Regions from separate parts of the Homo sapiens genome. Here region 2 is linked to region 1. A link is an interaction called in ENCODE POLR2A ChIA-PET data of the cell type or tissue named here. Cell type or tissue: A673. All regions are shown on one strand. Links, peaks and the distances in the headings refer to the core of each region. The heading gives the core; the rest is flanking DNA.

Evidence for each region. ChIA-PET counts read pairs that join two places held together with the same protein. Peaks named below come from ENCODE experiments on the same cell type or tissue, not always from the same donor. Only the 100,000 strongest peaks of a DNase experiment are listed, where the experiment ranks them.
Region 2: POLR2A ChIA-PET joins it to region 1 with 10 read pairs; 4 of 35 experiments call an interaction of 5 or more read pairs at or near these places.

The regions. Positions count from the first base shown.
Region 1 is chr1:21,862,810-21,873,004 of GRCh38, reverse strand. It overlaps HSPG2 (heparan sulfate proteoglycan 2), which reads left to right. Exons shown (of 97, transcript NM_005529.7): 31 at 1-8; 32 at 245-385; 33 at 628-819; 34 at 7,196-7,288; 35 at 7,640-7,720; 36 at 7,932-8,162; 37 at 8,792-8,905. Among named protein-coding and RNA genes, the nearest start is that of LDLRAD2, 56 kb to the right of the region's middle. RefSeq lists enhancers at 6,778-6,847, 6,878-6,937, 6,834-7,639, 7,640-8,445. In A673, for the core only: no CTCF peak of the experiment used is centred there; a DNase peak (open chromatin) is centred at 2,994.
Region 2 is chr1:21,806,645-21,815,775 of GRCh38, reverse strand. LDLRAD2 (low density lipoprotein receptor class A domain containing 2) reads right to left here and starts at 3,511. Exons shown (of 5, transcript NM_001013693.3): 1 at 3,240-3,511; 2 at 953-1,378. The coding sequence starts at 3,324. RefSeq lists silencers at 1,027-1,146, 4,875-5,025 and an enhancer at 3,426-3,720. In A673, for the core only: CTCF peaks have their summits at 895 and 1,105 (motif pointing left); no DNase peak of the experiment used is centred there; H3K27me3 peaks cover 1,004 bases.

The sequences.
Region 1 (10,195 bases), core at 2,196-10,195:
AGTGCAAGGTCAGTCCGAATCCCTGTCCCTGCGGGGCCTGCTCTGCCCCGCTGCCCAGACCCTGCGGGGAAATCAGGCAGCATCTGGTGGAAGCCGAGACCTGGGCATGGGGGGCAGGGCATGGGGGACAGGGCAGGGGCTGCCCGGGGCTGCTGGAAGTGGCCAGGGAGGCTGGCCTCAGGCTGCTGGGGGTGCAGGAGACCCACTGAGTCCCCTGCCTGCCTCCTTCCATCCGTCTACCCAGGCCCAGGTGGAAGGCCTCACTTGCAGCCACTGCCGGCCCCACCACTTCCACCTGAGTGCCAGCAACCCAGACGGCTGCCTGCCCTGCTTCTGTATGGGCATCACCCAGCAGTGCGCCAGCTCTGCCTACACACGCCACCTGGTGAGAGCCTGTGCTGCCCAGCCCCAGGCGGTGTTGCCACCTGCTGCCTGTTACTGTCCATCTGAGCACTGAGCCCAGCGACCCTCATCCCCGCCTCAGTACCCTCACATGCCCCCATTATTTCTCTCGCAGTCCTGATCTCAACAGGACCCCATTCCGCACCTTAACACCCTCCCGTGCCCCATCCCCCACCAAGGCACCCCGGTGCTCAGGCTGACGCCCCCTCCTTTTTCCCCTGCCAGATCTCCACCCACTTTGCCCCTGGGGACTTCCAAGGCTTTGCCCTGGTGAACCCACAGCGAAACAGCCGCCTGACAGGAGAATTCACTGTGGAACCCGTGCCCGAGGGTGCCCAGCTCTCTTTTGGCAACTTTGCCCAACTCGGCCATGAGTCCTTCTACTGGCAGCTGCCGGAGACATACCAGGGAGACAAGGTGGGCCCCAGCCAAGCACCAGGGTCAGCCGTGACTCAGACATGAGTTCACCTCTGCGCCGTCTCTCAGCAGGCAGGCACCTGCCACCTGCATGGCCATATCGTGGTTAGGCACGTGGCTTTTGCAGTCCCATAGACATTGGTCTGAACCCCAGCTCTGCCGCTTGCCAGCCAGACACCATTTGATAAACCTCAACTTCATGGTGGCTGAGGGGATTGGAGATCGTGCCTGGCACATAATAAGTGCTCAGCTGTTCATGACTTTTAGCTTTCATGCAGTTATTCTACAAACAGATCTGGGAGAGGCCGGGAAATATAAAGACAAGTGAGACACAGTTTCAGTGTCATTCACGTGCCCGCTCCGACTTCACTCATCCACACTGCTGGCTCTGTGCTTGTGTTGGACACAGTAATTCTCATGATAGGTCATGTGTGTTGAGCTCTCACTATGTGCTAGGCAGCATCCTTTACAAATCACAAATCACAACTGTGTGAGACAGGTCCTGCTACTGCCCCATTTCATAAATAAGGCAAGAGGGGCTTGGTAACTTACCCAAAGCCCCGCAGCTGGGAGGTGGGAATGCCGGGATCCAAACCCAGGTCAGAGGCTGCCCTTCAAATGCTCTGCCAAAGGCCAGAGCCCACACCTGTAATTCCAGCACTTTGGAAGGCTGAGGCGGGAGGACCACTTGAGCTCAGGAGTTTGAGACCAGCCTGGGCAATGTGACGAAACCCCGTCTCTACAAAAAGTACAAAAAATTAGCTGGGCGTGTTGGTGCATGCCTGTAGTCCCAGCTATTTAGGGAGGCTGAGGTGGGAGGATCGCTGGTACCCAGGATGGGGAGGTTGCAGTGAGCCATAATTGCACCATTGCACTCCAGCCTGGGTGACAGAGTAAGACCCTGTCTCAAAAAAAAAAAAAAAAAAACAAATACTCTGCCAGTCAGAGGTGAACCTGTCTTTGCTACTCCAGAACAGGGTCTGGTGGAAAGGTGGTGATGATGGTGGTGGCGATGGTGTGATGGTGTTGTGGGGGGCAGGGGCTCAGGGGTGGGCTCTGGGACAACCTGCCCAAATGTGTTCTTGAGCAGCACGGGCATCCGGTGGCACCCACGCTCTGGGGTTGGGGTTGCCCTATCCCTGTTCGTTGGACACAGCCAGGTACTCCAGGCTTCTCCCGGGGCTGGCTGCCTTCTGGTCCCTTCTCCCCTCTCCCTTCTGGGGTTCGCTATCTCCTGGCCTCCCTGCTGCCCTGTCCTGCAATTCTCAGACCTATCTCTGTCTCCTGTCCTGGCATTTCCCTGCGCCCCACAGGGGGAGGCGTACTTTGCGCGGATGCGCCGGGCTCACCAGGTAGGCCCAGGACGTGCGTGGTGTGAAGTTGGTGTGGTGGGGCGTGGTGCCTTCTCGGGTGCTCCCAGCCCTGCGTGGGGAGATGCGCAGTGCCCAAGGCATTGGGGGTCTGCATGAATCCAGGCGGTGTCCCATGACCCCAGGGTTGGAGCCAGGAGGGTATGTGCCTCACCTTGCCTCACCTGCTGTGTGGTCTGGTCCTGGTGCCAACTGTCTGAAGTCAGAATGGCAACTGAGGTAGCAAGGAGACTAACCCGATGCTAATCCACATGACTGTATCTAGCCCCCCGGGTTCCCCTGGCCTTGCCTCTCAAGCAACCACCATGAACCCTCTGTGTGCATGTGGGCGGCCTGGAGTTAACCCTTGGGTGCCAGCCTGGAGAGGGGGGGCATGCATCTTTCTTCCTAATTAGTGTGGGCCTTTCTGACTACCATGTCCGTGGGTAGAGGACCCTGCCCATGGCTCTAGCTCCAGGACTTTGGGAGGTCTTAGCTCGCCTGCTCCCTCCATTTCATCAGAACCGCACATCCCTCTCAGAGGAGCAGTTGCGGGCAGCCGTGACAGCTGGGAGGATCCCAGAGCCCCCAGAGGGCAGGGACTGGGCACAGCGGGCATCACAGGTAACTGAGGACCTGGCTAGGACAGGTTGTACCTAGGGCCACAGCGAGGAGACCAGAGAGCTGAGTCCAGGCAGGCACCTGAGCGAAGACTCCAGCTTTCCTGGGCCATTTCCCCTATGCCAGGCCAGGCCCCAGCCTGATGCCTGGTCTGCTCTGGTGTCTCCCCTGGGAAACATTCCAGAACCATGAATGGCTTGGGCTGTTGCCAGGGCACACAAAGAGAGTCAGGCCGAGGAGCAACAACCCCGTCCAGATGCCCCTGGGGCTGCCTCCAGCACTTCTGCCCCTCCCTTGCTGGGCACCCTTTGTAGGGCTTCTCCCATCAGTCACGGCCCATAGGCAGCCAAACCCATCCCGGGATATCCCCGCCTAGCTCAGGAGGAACAAGAGGGCAGTGGGTACAAGGGCCAGAGTGCCAGGTATCAGCACTTGTGAGCAGACAGTGCAGAGCGGGTGGCTGGCTGGGCCCGTGGGGAGGTGAAGCCTCACGGACGTCCTTTCTGTCCCTCTCTGCTCCCTTCTGCCGCTCTTCGGCTCCTGGTCCCCCAGGTGGACGAGGCTCAGAGACGGATGGATGCTGAGATCTGGCAGCTCCTGTCCAGCTTTGCTGCCCAACCCCAACCCCCTCCCCAGGGGCTCTCTCCTCATCCCCAGCCTGCAGCTGCTCTGCGAGCAGCACCTCCTCCTTCTTCTTCCTCCTCCTCCTCCTCTTCCTCAGCTTCTCTGTCTTTCTCACCAGGCTCTCAGGTATGTGCCAAGGTGCCCATCAAGGGATCCCCACCCACCATGCTTTCTAGACTTCAGTCATTTCTGAACCAACTTCACCAATTTCTGTGAACTACTTGGACTATTATTTCTTTCCAATTTTCTCTTAAATCAATCATGTACCAACTCAGGCTGGTTACTCTCTTTCAAATACATATGAAAGGAGCCATCCCATTGAAATTGTTTACTGATGTGCTGTGTAAACGTTGGTCCACAAAAGAGACCCACCAGATGGGAGGAGAAGCCGACCCAGGCCACGCCCAGAGAGAGCAGCTGGGGACCTGGGCCGGGATTGGGAAGAAAGTCGTCCAAAGAGCAAGGCCAGGACCCGCACTGTCGGGTGGGAGTGGGGGGCTCTGTCTCTCTGCCCTGCCACCAGGCCTCCCTCCCATGACGGTCCACCCCTGCCGGAACCACCTCCGCCCTCCCACCCCCACCCCTGCTCCCCTCGGCTCTTACCACCTGCCCTTCCCTCCTAGTTCTCTCTCTCCTACGAAGGCTTCTCTCTGCTTCCTGGAAGCCTCTATTACTGGCAGCTGCCCCGGGCCTTCCTGGGGGACAAGGTAACAAGGATTTGGGGGGATTATAGGGGTGTCATAGAATCCCAAAATATCAGAGGGCCCTTTGTCAAGGCCCTTTATGACACAAATGGGGAGACCGAGGCTCACGGTGGGTAGAGACTTGCCTGGGGTCTCATGTTCAGGTCAGAGCACAGCTGAGACTGAACTCAGCTCTGCCCCTGTCCTTCAGCGGGCCCTGACCCCTGACCCCTGGCCCCTGACCCCTGTCAGAGGAGCTGTCTCGCCTGGGAGGGTTTCTCTAGTGCCTTTTCTCTGGGCTTCCTTGACCTTGTGTCTAGATGCTGGCCTAGTTTTTGGTACTTCACTCAGTCATTCAAGAAGCATTAATTATTTACTGTGTGCTGCGTCGTGTACAGGCCGAGTGGGCCCTGGCCTCCCAGAGCTCCCTGTCCATCCCATTATCATTCCTGTCACCATCAGTATCATTATTATTATCATCATGAGTGCTGGCATTGGCCTTAGATGAGTATTCATATTGCCTCTATTTTGTTCCAACAATTTCAAGTACCTCTTAAGAATACACATAGCAGGCTGGGCGTGGTGGCTCACACCTGTAATCCCAACACTTTGGGAGACTGGGGCAGGCGAACACCTGAGGTCAGGAGTTCGAGACCAGCCTGGCCAACATGGTGAAACCCTGTCTCTACTAAAATAACAAAAATTAGCTGGGCGTGGTGGCGGGTGCCTGTAATCTCAGCTACTTAGGAGACTGAGGCTGTAGAATTGCTTGAACCTGGGAGGCGGAGGTTGCAGTGAGCCTAGATCATGCCACTTCACTCCAGCCTGGGCAACAGAGCAAGACTCCATCTCAAAGAAAAAAAAAAAATTCAGCTTCCTGGCTGGGTGCGGTGGCTCATGCCTATAATCGCAGCACTTTGGGAGACTGGGGCAGGCAGAACACCTGAGGACAGGAGTTTGAGACCAGCCTGGCCAACATGGGGAAACCCTGTCTCTACTAAAAATACAAAAACTAGCCGGGTGTGTTGGCAGGCACCTGTAATCCTACTGCTTGGGAGGCTGAAGGGGGAGAATCACTTGAACCCGGGAGGCAGAGATTACAGTGAGCTGAGATTGCAGCACTGTACTCCAGCTGGGCAACAAGAGTGAAACTCCATCTCAAAAAACAAACAAAAAAAAGAATAGGCAGTCACAAGGTACATTCAGAGAAGTGAGACAGGGAGGTTGAGGGGTGAGGATAAGAAGCAATCTGCTGGAGCCGAGGGTGGAGCTGGAGTACTGCAGGGTTATCAAGCGTGATATGCATTCTCAAACTGTGTGGAGTACATCACCATTTGTGTCCTATATTACTTAATCCTCATGATACCCTTCAAAGTGGGTATTACTTTTACTTCCATTTCCATGTGAGGAAAGTAGGGCTCAGAGAGGTGAAGCGACTTGTCCAAGGCTGTATAGCCAGTAGAGCTAGAGTTTGAACCCAGGTCATTCAGACTGTGGAGTCTGCCGTTTTAATCACTATGCTGGATCTGGGTACAATGGCTCACACCTATAATCCCAGCACTTTGGGAGACTGAGGCTGAAAAATCGCTTCAGGCCAGGAGTTGAGACCAGCTTAAGCAACATAGCGAAATGCTGTCTCTAAAAAAATAAATCGGCCGGGCATGGTGGCTCATTCCTGTAATCCCAGCATTTTGGGAGGCTGAGGCAGGACAATCGCTTGAGTCCAGGAGTTTGAGACCAGCCTGAGCAACATAGGGAGACCCCATCTCTATTTAAAAAAAAAAAAAAGTGCCTGAGCAACATAGGGCGACCCCATCTCTATTTAAAAAAAAAAGGTGAAAAAAAAAATAAAAAATTTTTAAAAATCACTGTGCTGTACACACCTGCAACTTGCCAGAAAGTCAGTCCCAGAAATGGCTGTGAACTTTCTGGCATTCAAAGCAAGCAGGAAACCAGTTATTTTATGGTTATTTGGTTCCACTCCAAAATTCCTTACCATGCCTTGAGCTCATGGAGAATATCCCTGTAGCCATGTAGCCCAGGGCCGTGTGTGTAATCAGCAGGTGTTTGATAAATGCTGGTTAGCTGAGTGAACACACAAATGAACAAAGAGGTAGGCTTGATGCAGTTTGGTATTGAGATGAATGTCTGCCCTGGTGGCAGAGGAGAGAAAGCAAAGTCCTGTGGGACAGAGCTGGGGAGCCTCAGCTGTCCACGTGAAGGTCCTCTGCAGCAGAAGTAAGGACTCCCCAGTCATGAGCAACACAGTGCCCAAGTCCAGTGGGCTTGTCTGCAACAAAGAATCTATCGGCTCATGCAACTGCAGAGTCTAAGCATGTATGGTGTCAGGCATGGCCTTATCCAGGGGCTCATTAGGGCTTTATCTTGGTTCTCCAGCTTCTCATCTGACTGCAGAAGGGACTTTCTCTGGCCTGGTAGAAAGAGCATAAGTGCACGGGTTACTTGTCTATCCCTGATGGGGTGGCAAAGGGCAGTGGTAGGTTATGCAGATTGGCCAGGCCTGGCTCATGTCTCCACTATAGAGGAGGAGGGGATCAGGGCCCTCAGACCACATGGTCTGCATGTGCGGAGACAGTTGTTCTTTATAGAAAACCACGGTTTAGTTTCTAGAAAGCAGGAACTGGATACTGGGCAAACAAAAACCACCTGCCTAGGAGGCAAGGCCTCCGAGGGGCTGCCGTCAGCCCCACCCCCATGGCTGAGAACTTTTGAAGCTTCCGCAGCCTCCCCATGGTGGTCATTGTCATTACACTTGTCTGCCTTATGGGAAATTCCTGTAAATGAAAGCAGACCTGGAGTTTGTTCGCCGGCACCGTCAGGCAATGGGGAATAGAGAACCTTGCAGAGCAAAGAGGCTGCTCAGCATCATCACCACCATGTCTGGGGCTACAGAGGAACTGAGAAATGTCCTGTTTCCCAGGCAACCATGCACCCTGGCCTCTTGGTTTGGGCAGGGAGGGGGGTGGGGGAGTGTGGCACAGGTGCAAAAAGGCCGCCAGATGCTCCATCCCTCACCTATATGGTCCAACACTCACACCCCAAGGTCAGCCTGTGACCTCTGGGCTTGCCTCTTTGCAGGTGGCGGCCTACGGTGGGAAGTTGCGATACACCCTCTCCTACACAGCAGGCCCACAGGGCAGCCCACTCTCTGACCCCGATGTGCAGATCACGGTGAGCATTTGGACACCATGCTGGGTGGGCAGAAGGGCAGGATGGAAGCCAGGGGCACCCTCGGCATTTGTCCTTTGTCCTTTCCATCCAGCACTCAGTTTTCTGGCACAGGCTGGGGGAGTTAGGCCCATGCCCCCACATCCCTGCCTGGTTGGACACTACCCAAGCAGAGGATCCTGCTGCTGGGAGAAGGGGGCAGTGGGCATGTGCCTGACTCCTTTGGGCGCATGAGCTTGGGAGAGCAGAGAGGTGGGAGGCTGGGGGTTACAGAGAATCTAGGACTGGTGGAGGACACCCTGGCACCCCAGGGACCCCTCGGCTCCCCTTCCAATCCTGCTGGTGTCTTTCCAGGGCAACAACATCATGCTAGTGGCCTCCCAGCCAGCGCTGCAGGGCCCTGAGAGGAGGAGCTACGAGATCATGTTCCGAGAGGTAAGGGGCACCTGGCCATGCTGTGTCTAACCCCACCCCACCCTCCACCCTGACTCAGAGCCTGGCTTTGATACCCACCCTGTCTCTCGCTCCCCAACCTTCACCTGGCAGCCCTCAGTCAGTGCCTGTAAGGCAGGATTTGGGGGGTGGTAACTGTAGGAGCAGCCCACAAAGCCCACTGCCCCCGCCCACGTTGCCACCCCCAACCCAGGAATTCTGGCGCCGGCCCGATGGGCAGCCGGCCACACGCGAGCACCTCCTGATGGCACTGGCCGACCTGGATGAGCTCCTGATCCGGGCCACGTTCTCCTCCGTGCCGCTGGCGGCCAGCATCAGCGCAGTCAGCCTGGAGGTCGCCCAGCCGGGGCCCTCAAACAGACCCCGCGCCCTCGAGGTGGAGGAGTGCCGCTGCCCGCCAGGCTACATCGGTCTGTCCTGCCAGGTGAGTGTGTGGCCAGCTCCACCACCTCTGCACAGGCACAGAGGCATCAGCAAGCAAATCAGCCGGCGTCGCCGCAGCCTTGATTACCATCATAACTATAATGACCCCTGCATCTGGGCCCTGCATGTATTCCTCCCGACAGCCCTGAGTTACATATCATTATCCCCTTTAACAGGTAAAAAAATAGAGGTGCTGAGGGGTGAGTGTGTCCCAAGGGCACACGGCTAATGTGTGGCAGAAACTAATTTGAACCTGGGTCTGATTGACTCCAAAGCCTAGCATGTCCTAACCACTGGGCAGTGCAGCCTCACGTTTGGGCCACACTCTCCGGGGGTTAAAACCCAGTTCATGCCCTTGAGGGGGCCCACCAGAGACAGGGAGCCAATTCAGAAACACAGATTACTCCGGCCCAAAGCACAGCATAGAGATGCCTCCCAGAGGTGAACAGTGTGGACTGGGAGAGGGCCGTGGGTGGGAGGACAGACTGAGCAGAAGTGGGGAAGGAGGGGCGCCGGCCTGTGATGTTCCAGGGTCACCCCTGGGAGGACACTGGAGGGAGGGGTTCTGGGTCTGCTGGCTGTGGGTGGGGCACGTTGGGAACAGAGGCCAACCTTCCTCTCTGCCCCTAGGACTGTGCCCCCGGCTACACGCGCACCGGGAGTGGGCTCTACCTCGGCCACTGCGAGCTATGTGAATGCAATGGCCACTCAGACCTGTGCCACCCAGAGACTGGGGCCTGCTCGGTGAGCTGCAAGCGAGGCCAGGACAGGGGGTCAGCTCAGCTGGGCCTGGGTGGGGGACCAGGGCTGGACAAGGCAGGCATCAATCCAGGGGATCAGGATCATGGGGCATGGCCTGTGGTTCAAAGCACCTGGGTCAGCAGGCCAGGTCACCGGGGATGGTGGGGTGGCCAGAGCTATGGAATAACATCCTTCTGTGTAAAGAAAACTTTGGTTCTTTACTATTTTTTTCTTTTTCTTAAAAAAATTTTTTTTATCTAATACAGATGGGGTCTCACTTTGTTGCTCAGAAGGTCTTAAACTCCTGAGCTCAAGCAACCCACCCGCCTCGGCCTCCCAGAGTGCTGGGATTACAGGCGTGAGCCACCACACCTGGCCTTTTTACTTTTTTTTTTTTTTTGAGACAGGGTCTCAGTCTCGTTCTGCCTCCTGGGTTCAAGTGAATCTCATGCCTCAGCCTCCCGAGTAGCTGGGACTACAGACATGAGCCACTGTGCCTGGCCTCATTACATATATTTTTTATACCTTGACTTTTCAGAGTAGCATGTATATAGCCCCCCAGGGTACGCAGTGAAGGGGCAGGTGGTTGACAGCCATAACCTAAACTTGGAGCAAGGAACACCCTATTGTTGATACCACAAACGTGAATCTCTTTGGAGGAGAATCTGTAACCCACATGTTTTTATGAGGATGCACGTATTTTCTTTTTCTTTTCTTTTTCTTTTTTTTTTCAAGACAGTCTCGCTCCGTCACCCAGGCTGGAGTGCAGTGGCGCCATCTGGGCTCACTGCAAGCTCCACCTCCTGGGTTCACGCCATTCTCCTGCCTCAGCCTCCCGAGTAGCTGGGACTACAGGCGCCCGCTACCACACCCGGCTAATTTTTTGTGTTTTTAGTAGAGGCGGGGTTTCACCTGTGTCAGCCAGGATGGTCTCGATCTCCTGACCTTGTGATCCACCCGCCTTGGCCTCCCAAAGTGCTGGGATTACAGGTGTGAGCCACCACACCCAGCCTCTTTTTTTTTTTTTTTTTTTTTTTTTTTTGAGATGGAGTCTCGCTTTTGTCACCCAGGCTGGAGTGCAATGGCACAATCTCGGCTCACTGCAAGCTCCGCCTCCTGGGTTCACGCCATTCTCCTGCCTCAGCCTCTGGAGTAGCTGGGATTACAGGCACCTGCCACCATGCCTGGCGAATTTTTGTATTTTTAGTAGAGATGGGATTTCACCATGTTGGCAGGCTGGTCTCTAACTCCTGATCTCAGGTGATCCACCCACGTCCTGAGATTACAGGCGTG
Region 2 (9,131 bases), core at 1-8,000, 55 kb after region 1:
TGGCAGCTAACATGTACTGACTTCCTCTTCTGTGCCATGCACAGCCGTAAATACTACACATCCTGGCCCATTGAGGCCTCACAATACCCCTATGGGGCAAGTACTGTTATTAATTTTATTATTTTTTAATTATTATATTTTTTAAATTATTTTTTGTTGTTGTTTTAGGCAGGTCTCTCTCTGTCACCCAGGCTGGTCTTGAATTCCTGAGCTCAAGTGATCCTCATGACTTGGCCTCCCAAAGTGCTGGGATTACAGGCGAAAGCCACGGCGCCCAGTTGGGCGAGTATTATTAATTTCAGTTCCAAGAGGGCCCTTTCCTGGCTTGAGTTGGTTTCTGCTGCCTACAGGCCTGGCGAGTCCTAAGCACACCCTTCTGCAAACATCTGAAGGGCTGACCCAGCGCAGAGCAGCCAGCATGTGGCATGAGAGCATGTGAGCTGTGTGTAAGTGTGCAAGGCGGTACTGTGTGCATATGAGGTGTGTGATGGTGAGTGTGCAGTGTGAGGCGTGTGCTGCAGTGAGAGGCATGAGTGTGGAGTGTGTGGGGGCGATGAGGTGCGTGGGTTGTGCGTATGTGACATGGGTGTGGATGTCAGAGTGTGAGGTGTGAACGTGTGGGAGTTGTGTGTGAATGTGTGTGGGGAGGAAGTTGTGTGTGGATGTGTGTGGATGTGTGTGCGCACTGGGGCTGGTAGGACAGTCTGACGCACACATCCATGGTAGCCAGATTTATATGGTTGGCTCTTAGGATCCGGGAGGTCCCTTATTGTGACTCTGCCACTAGCCACCACCTTCTTCCCTCCCGTTGGACCCAGTCCCTGCCATCTTGTGCTTCGGGCACCCCTGCCATTCCCCTGTCGGCAGCGGCCCTCACCGGGGCCCCCACTGTGGCCCCAGTCCCGCATGGCCTCTGCAGAGGGTCCCGTCCCGGCCTTCAGCCCCAGCTCACCCAGACGGAAAGAGGTGACTTCGCCCACGAAGTCCACGCGGGGCTGGCGGCCTCTCGTGACCAGGCGCAGGCCTAGAAAGGGTCCGGAGGATGCCACAGGCACCGGGATGTTCAGGCCGCACAGTGGGGACCCCAGGGGCCGGGGCGCCCCCGGCGGGCCCTCGTAGAACTGCAGGTAGGAGCCGGGGGCGCACGGGTCGGCCGGGGCCGGGGAGGAGGTGTTGAGCGCCGGGGGCGCGGGGGTCAGGCTGTAGACCAGGAAGAAGCGGAACTGGAAGCGGATCCGGTCGCCGGGGGCTGCCGCCTGCACCCAGAGCCCGCAGTCGGTGTCCGGAGCCACGAAGTAGAACCTGCGCGATGCGGCGTGCGAGCGCAGCAGCAGCCCGTCCCCCTGCCACGTCTGCCCGCACAGTTCCGCCAGGTCGGCTGCAGCGGAAGGCACGGAAACTGGAGCCGCGCGGCGCGACCCCGAACTCTACTCTGTCCCCTGCCCGCTGTGTGATCCCAAGCGAGTTACTCGCCCTCTCTGAGCCTCATTTTCCTCATCGGTAAAATGGGGATGATTAATCAATCTCAGAATGATTGTAAGGATTAAATGATTTAATTTAATTTAATTCAAATCTACAATCCCTTATTCGAAACCCTAAGATGCGGGGCCGAGCGCAGTGGCTCACGCCTGTAATCCCAGCACTTTGGAGGCCAAGGCAGGTGGATCACCTGAGGTCAGGAGTTCGAGACCAGCCTGGCCAACATGGTGAAACCCCATCTCTACTAAAATACAAAAAATTAGCCGGGCATGGTGGTGCGCACCTGTAATCCCAACTAATCGAGAGGCTGAGGATGAGAATCGCGTGAACTCTGGAGGCGGAGGTTGCAGTGAGCTGAGATCAAGCCACTGCACTCCAGCCTGGGTAACACAGCGAGACTCCGTCACCAAAAAAAAAAAAGGGGAGGGGGAGAGCTGTGTGATAAGGAGCCCCTTTTCTTCCTGCTTTTGAAAGCTGCTGACTGAGGATGAGGATGGGATGTCCAGAGCTGCAGCAGCCATTTTGCAAAGATGAGGTCAGAGCATTTCAGAGGAACAGTGACATTGTTGAGCCGTTGAGTTAACCATCTCTGGAATCACCTATGACCACTCTTAACTGAAATAGCAAATATCCTACCATTTAAGCCCCATTTAGTTTGTTATCTGTTACTTACAGCCCAAAACATCCTCACTGGTACAGGGTTGTTGTGAGGATTAAATGAGAAGATGTGCAAGTACTCAAAGTAGCCCTGATTTCTGTAAGCACAGAGAGGAAAGAGGAGGTGGGTTTTCTGGTGCAAGATAGGGACCAGTGGGTACTTGAGGACCAGCCAGGATGTGGGTCTTTGAGGAAAAAATCCTTCATCAGAGCTCAGGATGTGGGAGCACTTTCCAATATTTGGTATTTCTCTGCTAAAGCCAGAGCCTACCCTGAAGGTACACAGGGCAGGCATGGAGTTTAGAGAGTAAGGGAATTGGGCACCCTTTTTTTTTTTTATTTCTTTGAGACGGAGTCTCTCTCTGTTGCCAGGCTGGAGTGCAGTGGCGCAATCTCGGCTCACTGCAGCCTCCGACTCCCTGGTTCAAGCGATTCTCCTGCCTCAGCCTCCCAAGTAGCTGGGATTACAGGCACATGCCACCATGCCCAGCTAATTTTTGTATTTTTAGTAGAGATGTGGTTTCACCATGTTGGCCAGGATGGTCTTGATCTCGTGACCTCATGATCCGCCCGCCTCGGCATCACAGAGTGCTGGGATTACAGGCGTGAGCCACTGCGCCCAGCCGGGAATTTGGCACCTTTTATGTGCCAGGTATTATGAAGTGCCTTGCATGACTTATCTCATCTTATATGCCAATAATCATAGTCCCTTAAGGGGCAAGGGCCTATTATTTTCATTTTACTGCCAAAGAAATTCAGAGAGTTGAAACAATGATCTCAAAGGTACAAACATAAGAAGTGGCAGAGTGTGTAAATGCAGCTTCTCTGAATCCGAAGCCTACAGAGTTTTGCAAAGCAGGCCCTGAGGGCTGTCCTGCCCACTCCCAGACTCCTGCTTCTAGGTGACTGGCAGATCCAAGCCTTCCAGAAGGCTTTGGGTTGGATTTGGGGATGCCAAGCAAGACCAGACACAGTTTCCCAGCCTCCCCCAGCTCAAAAGGTCTCAGCCCAGCAGGATGAGTGCTGACTGGGGAAACATAGTCTCTAAGGATGGTGGGGGCCCAAGTCTTCTGGGTGCCCCAACCAAGCCCCCTGATACTTACCTGTCTCCAAAGCAGTTGCAGTCAGGGCGGCTGCCCCCAGCAAGAGCAACCTTTGGGGCAACTGCAGAAGACAACAAGCCTCCATCCAGGCTCTGCTGTGCCCAGCAATGGGGCAGACCCACAGAATCTTCAGCTTGGGGTCTCTGGGGAGACTGGAGTATGGGGCCTGGTCAGGCCAGCAGGGAGGCTGGTGGGACACAAGGAGAAGGGGGAGGCAAGTCTTCACTATGATCTTAGTGCTTTGCCTTCCAGATCCTCTTCATTTGGTTCAGAACTGTGTCCAGGGGTTGCCATGGAGATTTGGAGCAAGGGCTAGAGCCTGGGGAGAGGAGGCAGGGAGGAGATCTGCTCCCCTTCTGCCAGACAGGAACCAGGAAACTCAGATCCGGTTCAGCCATAGGGCTTCTGGGAGGAGGACCCACAGGAAGCCAGATCTGCTACCTTCCTAGATCAGCTGGCCCCTTAGGGACTGAGCTTGAGGGAGGTCCAGGACACCAAAGGAGCCTCTCTGAGGGCCTAGAGAGCAGCAGGCAGAGAAGGAGCACTGGACCAGGAGTCTGCTGTATTACTAACAAGCCATTCCTGCCTCAGGGCCTTTGCACTCATAGATCCCTCTGTCTGGAGTGTTGTCCCCCCATAGCAGTGCACGGCTGACTTCTTCAGGTCATCAGGTTGTGGCTCACATGTTACCTCCACAGACCACACTCTCCTGACCACCTCTCCAACTAAATTAACACTCTCTCTCTTTGTCACTCAATCACATCTCAAATGTATCATCCCAGCACTGTCTGGAATTATTTTGCCTATTCATTTCTTCTTGTATATATTGTCCACTGGCCTCCACTAAAATTATATTCCATGAGTATCTTGTTTACCTCTGAACCCTTATGTCATAGCACAGTCACTGGCACAAGGCAGGCGCCCAGGAAATAATGAAAGAATAAGTGTGTGGCATTGAACAAATGACCCCTTTTTCTGGATTTTACTTTCCCATGTGTAAAATAAATACCCTGGACTAATTCAGACTTTTTCAAAACGTGTTATTAGTAGAACAATTTTTTTTCAAAAGGTATGTTACAAGGAACCTTTATCTATAAAACTGAAGCTTTTCAAGCCCTGGCATCCTTCTCTGGAAAATGGGATAATGATTAATTCCAACCACATAGTTGCATTGTAAGAATTAAGTAACTTGGCCTGGCTTGGTGGCTCATGCCTGTAATCCCAGCACTTTGGGAGGCAGAGGTGGGTGGATCACAAGGTCAGGAGTTCAAGGCCAGCCTGGCCAACATAGTGAAACCCCATCTCTACTAAAAATACAAAAAAAATTAGCCGGGCATGGTGGTGCATTCCTGTAGTCCCAGCTACTCAGGAGGCTGAGGCAGGAGAATCGCTTGAATCCGGGAGGTGGAGGTTGCAGTGAGCTGAGATTGTGCCACTGCACTCCAGCTTGAGCAACAGAGTGAGACTTCATCTCAAAAAAAAAAAAAAAAAAAGAATTAAGTAACTTAATACAAGTGGGGTACTTGGAATAGTGTCTATCATGTAGTAAAGTAACCAATGTATTTCAGCTTGAATGATGATCATTAATGTCATCGTTATTATTTAAGCAGATGTTTCAAGTGTGGGGGAGGGGAGGAGCTAAGCAGCCCAAATTGGCAGTGCCTGAGACACCACCTCAAAATCCCAGGAATCCATGAGAAGGTTAAGACCTCTGGACCTGGCCGGGCACAGTGGCTCACACCTGTAATCCCATCACGTTGGGAGGCCAAGGCAGGCGATCACCTGAGGTTGGGAATTCGAGAGCAGCCTGGCCAGCATGGTGAAACCCCATCTCTACTATAAATACAAATATTAGCCGGGCGTTGTGGCACAGAGGCTGAGGCACAATAATCGCTTGAACCCGGGAGGCGGAGATTGCAGTGAGCCGAGATTGCACCACTGCACTCCAACCTGGGCGATAAAATAAAAAAAAAAAAAAACCCAAAACAAACACCTCTGGACCTATTATTCCCTAACAGCTCTCCCTCCTGGAGCGGTCATTTGATGCAACCTTGATTTCCTACAGTGTATGATGTCCAAATCTGTACCTTGGGGAACTCCAAAAAGACTCAAATCTTCCCTCAGCAAGAATGAATTTATCATGAAGCCCACTGAAGCTTAAACTTCAGAACTCATCACCTGCATGGGATTATATGGTTTTTGTTTTGTTTTGTTTTTGTTTTTGTTTTTGTTTTGAGACTGAGTCTTGCTCTGTCGCCCAGGCTGCAGTGCAGTGGCGCAATCTTGGTTTGTTGCAAGCTCCGCCTCCCGGGTTCACGCCATTCTCCTGCCTCAGCCTCCCAAGTAGCTGGGATTACAGGCACCCGCCATCACGCCCGGCTAATTTTTTGTATTTTTAGTACAGATGGGGTTTCACCGTGTTAGCCAGACTGGTCTTGATCTCCTGACCTTGTGATCCACCCACCTCAGCCTCCCAAAGTGCTAGGATTACAGGCGTGAGCCACCGCGCCCGACCTTTTGTTTGTTTTTTTTTTTTTTTGAGATGGAGTCTCACTCTGTTGCCCAGGCTGGAGTGCAGTGGCATGATCTCAGCTAACTGCAACCTCCCAGGCTGGAGTGCAGTGGCATGATATCAGCTCACTGCAACCTCTGCTTCCCGGGTTCAAGAGATTCTCCTGCCTCAGCTTCCCGAGTAGCTGGAACTACAGGTGTGTGCCACCACACCCAGCTAATTTTTTATTTTTAGTAGAGATGGGGGTTTCACCATGTTGGTCAGGCTGGTCTCGAACTCCTGACCTCAGGTGATCCGCCCACCTCGGCGTCCCAGAGTGCTGGGATTACCGGAGTGAGCCACCGCGCCCGGCCGGGATTATATGTCTTCATAAAATTTGCAAAAGTAAGAATGGTTATAAACTTTCAGTTTTGCAAGATGAAAATGTTTTAGAGATCTGTTGCACAGTACTGTGAAAATACTTAACACTACTGAACTGTACACTTAGAATGGCTAAGACTGGCCAGGTGCAAGGCTCACACCTTTAATCTCAACACTTTGGGAGCCTGAGGTGAGAGGATCGCTTGAAACCAGGAGTTCAAGACCAACCTGGGCCTGTAATCCCAGCACTTTGCCTGAGGTCAGGAGTTCGACAGCAGCCTGGCCAACATGGTGAAGCCCAATCTCTACAAAAAAATACAAAAAATTAGCCAGGCGTGGTGGCACACACCTGTAATCCCAGCTACTCGGCAGGCTGAGGCAGGAGAATCTCTTGAACCCAGGAGGCAGAAGTTGCAGTGAGCCGAGATCGAGCCACTGCACTCCAGCCTGGGCGACAGAGTGAGACTCCGCCTCAAAAACAAAAACAAAAAAGACCAACCTGGCAACATAGCGAAACCCTGTCTCTACAAAAAATTAAAGTTAAAATTAAAAAATTAGGTGGTGCCTACACTCTTAGCTATACTACAGCTACTCAGGAGGCTAAGGCAGAAGGATCACTTGAGCCCAGAAGCTTGAGGTTACAGTGAGCTATGATCATGACACTGCACTCCAGCCTAGGCAACAGAGCCGATCCATCTCAGAAAAAAATGGTTAAGATAGTAAGCTCTGTTATGTATTTTCTTGCCATAATTTTTTAAAATTTTGCAAACATGAGGGGTACATGTTCTCAGGACCTCTTGATACTGTGCCTCAAGCCAAATAAAATTTTTAAAAAATACAAATAGGGTTGGGAGTGGTGGCTTACGCCTGTAATCCCAGGACTTTGGGAGGCCAAGGTGAGTGGATCACCTGAGATCAGGAATTCAAAACCAGCCTGGCCAAACTGGTGAAAACCTATCTCTACTAAAAATACAAAAATTAGCTGGGCGTGGCCAGGCGCGGTGGCTCACGCCTGTAATCCCAGAACTTTGGGAAGCCGAGGCAGGTGGATTGCCTGAGGTCAGGAGTTCAAGACCAGCCTGACCAATATGGTGAAACCTCATCTCTACTAAAAATACAAAAATTAGCCGGGCGTGGTGGTGGGCGCCTGTAATCCCAGATACTCGGGAGGCTGAGGCAGCAGAATTGCTTGAACCCGGGAGGCGGAGGTTGCAGTAAACTGAGACTGAGCCATTGCACTCCCACCTGGGTGATATAGCGAGACTCTGTCTCAAAAACAATTAATTAATTAAATAAAAAATTAAAAAAATAAAAATAGGCCATGTGCAGTGGCTCACCCCTGTAACCCCTGTAACACCCTGTAAACCCAGCACTTTGGGAGGCCAAGACAGGCAGACCACCTGAGGTCAGGAGTTTGAGGCCAGCCTGGCCAACATGGTAAAACCCCATCTCTACTAAAAATACAAAAATTAGCAGGTGTGGTGGTATGTGCCTGGATTCCCAGCTACCTGGGAAGCTGAGGCAGGAGAATTGCTTGAATCCAGGAGGCGGAGGTTGCAGTGAGCTGAGGTTGTGCCATTGCACTCCAGCCTGGGCGACAGAGTGAGACTGTCTCAAAAAAGTAAAAATAAATAAATTAAAATAAAAATTTTGCAAACATAAGATATTTTAACCACAGTTAGTTCAGACTTTTTTCTCTTTCCACTCCCAACCTCTCCTTCATCACACCTCGCTTCATATCAGGTGGCCACAGGTGTTTTGAAATCTGGCTAGGGAGAGGCTGATTTGGGTTTAGGGCTGGGGGTGAGTATATTTATGGGATTCTGGCCCCTTGCGGGTATAGTTATATTACTCCTAGGTGCCCCAGATGGCATTCAGGAATATTCCTAATGCCATTGTTCTGTCTCCCTGAGTGTTGTGATCTGAAGGTGCTGACTCAGAGAATATATGATGCCCAGCCCCAGGAGTACAAGGGCATTGTAAAAGAAATAAAATTTGAAATGCACGAAGTCAGAAATAGTGTGTGGAAAATCCTTCCAAATACACAGCTCACATGAGTAAGATATTTTATAGCAGTTGCTCCAAATTTAACAACAATCATTGAGTTAAATAATCTTACCAACAATGAATTACAAAACTGAAGGAAAAAAATTCCTAAACTATCACTAATAAAAAACTAATTTTGGGCTGGGCACAGTGGCTCACGCCTGTAATCCCAGTACTATGAGAGGCCGAGGCGGGCGGATCACGAGGTCAGGAGATCGAGATCATCCTGGCTAACACGGTGAAACCCTGTCTCCACTAAAAATAAAAAAAATTCTCCAGGTGTGGTGGCGGGCGCCTGTAGTCCCAGCTACTCAGAAGGCTGAGGCAGGAGAATGGCGTGAGCCTGGGAGGCAGAACTTGCAGTGAGCCAAGATCGCGCCACTGCACTCCAGCCTGGGCGACAGAGCGAGACTCCGTCTCAAAAAACAAAAAAAAACAAAAACAAAAACACACAAAAAAACTAATTTTGATCAATCATGGCAGAGGAAAGACTGAATTATCTTTCCAGTCCTGCTATAAAAATATCCTGGCCAGGCGCGGTGGCTAACACCTATAATCCCAGCACTTTGGGAGGCCAAGGCGAGCGGATCACGAGGTCAGGAGTTTGAAACCAGCCTGGCCAACACGATGAAACCCTGTCTCTACTAAAAATACAAAAAAAATATCTGGGTGTGGTGGCAGGTGCCTGTAATCCCAGCAACTCGGGAAGCTGAGGCAGGAGAATCGTTTGAACCCAGGAGACGGAAGCTGCAGTGAGCCGAGATCACGCCATTGCACTCCAGCCTGAGCAACAGGGCAAGACTCGCTCTCAAAAACAAAAACAAAAACAATCCTACTGCCCAGGCACAGTGGTTCATGCTTGTAATCCCAGCACTTTGGGAGGTGGAAGTGGGAGGATCGCTTGAGGCTGGGAGTTCGGGACCAACCTGGGCAACAGAGTGACCAAACCCCATCTCTACAAAAAACATAAAAAT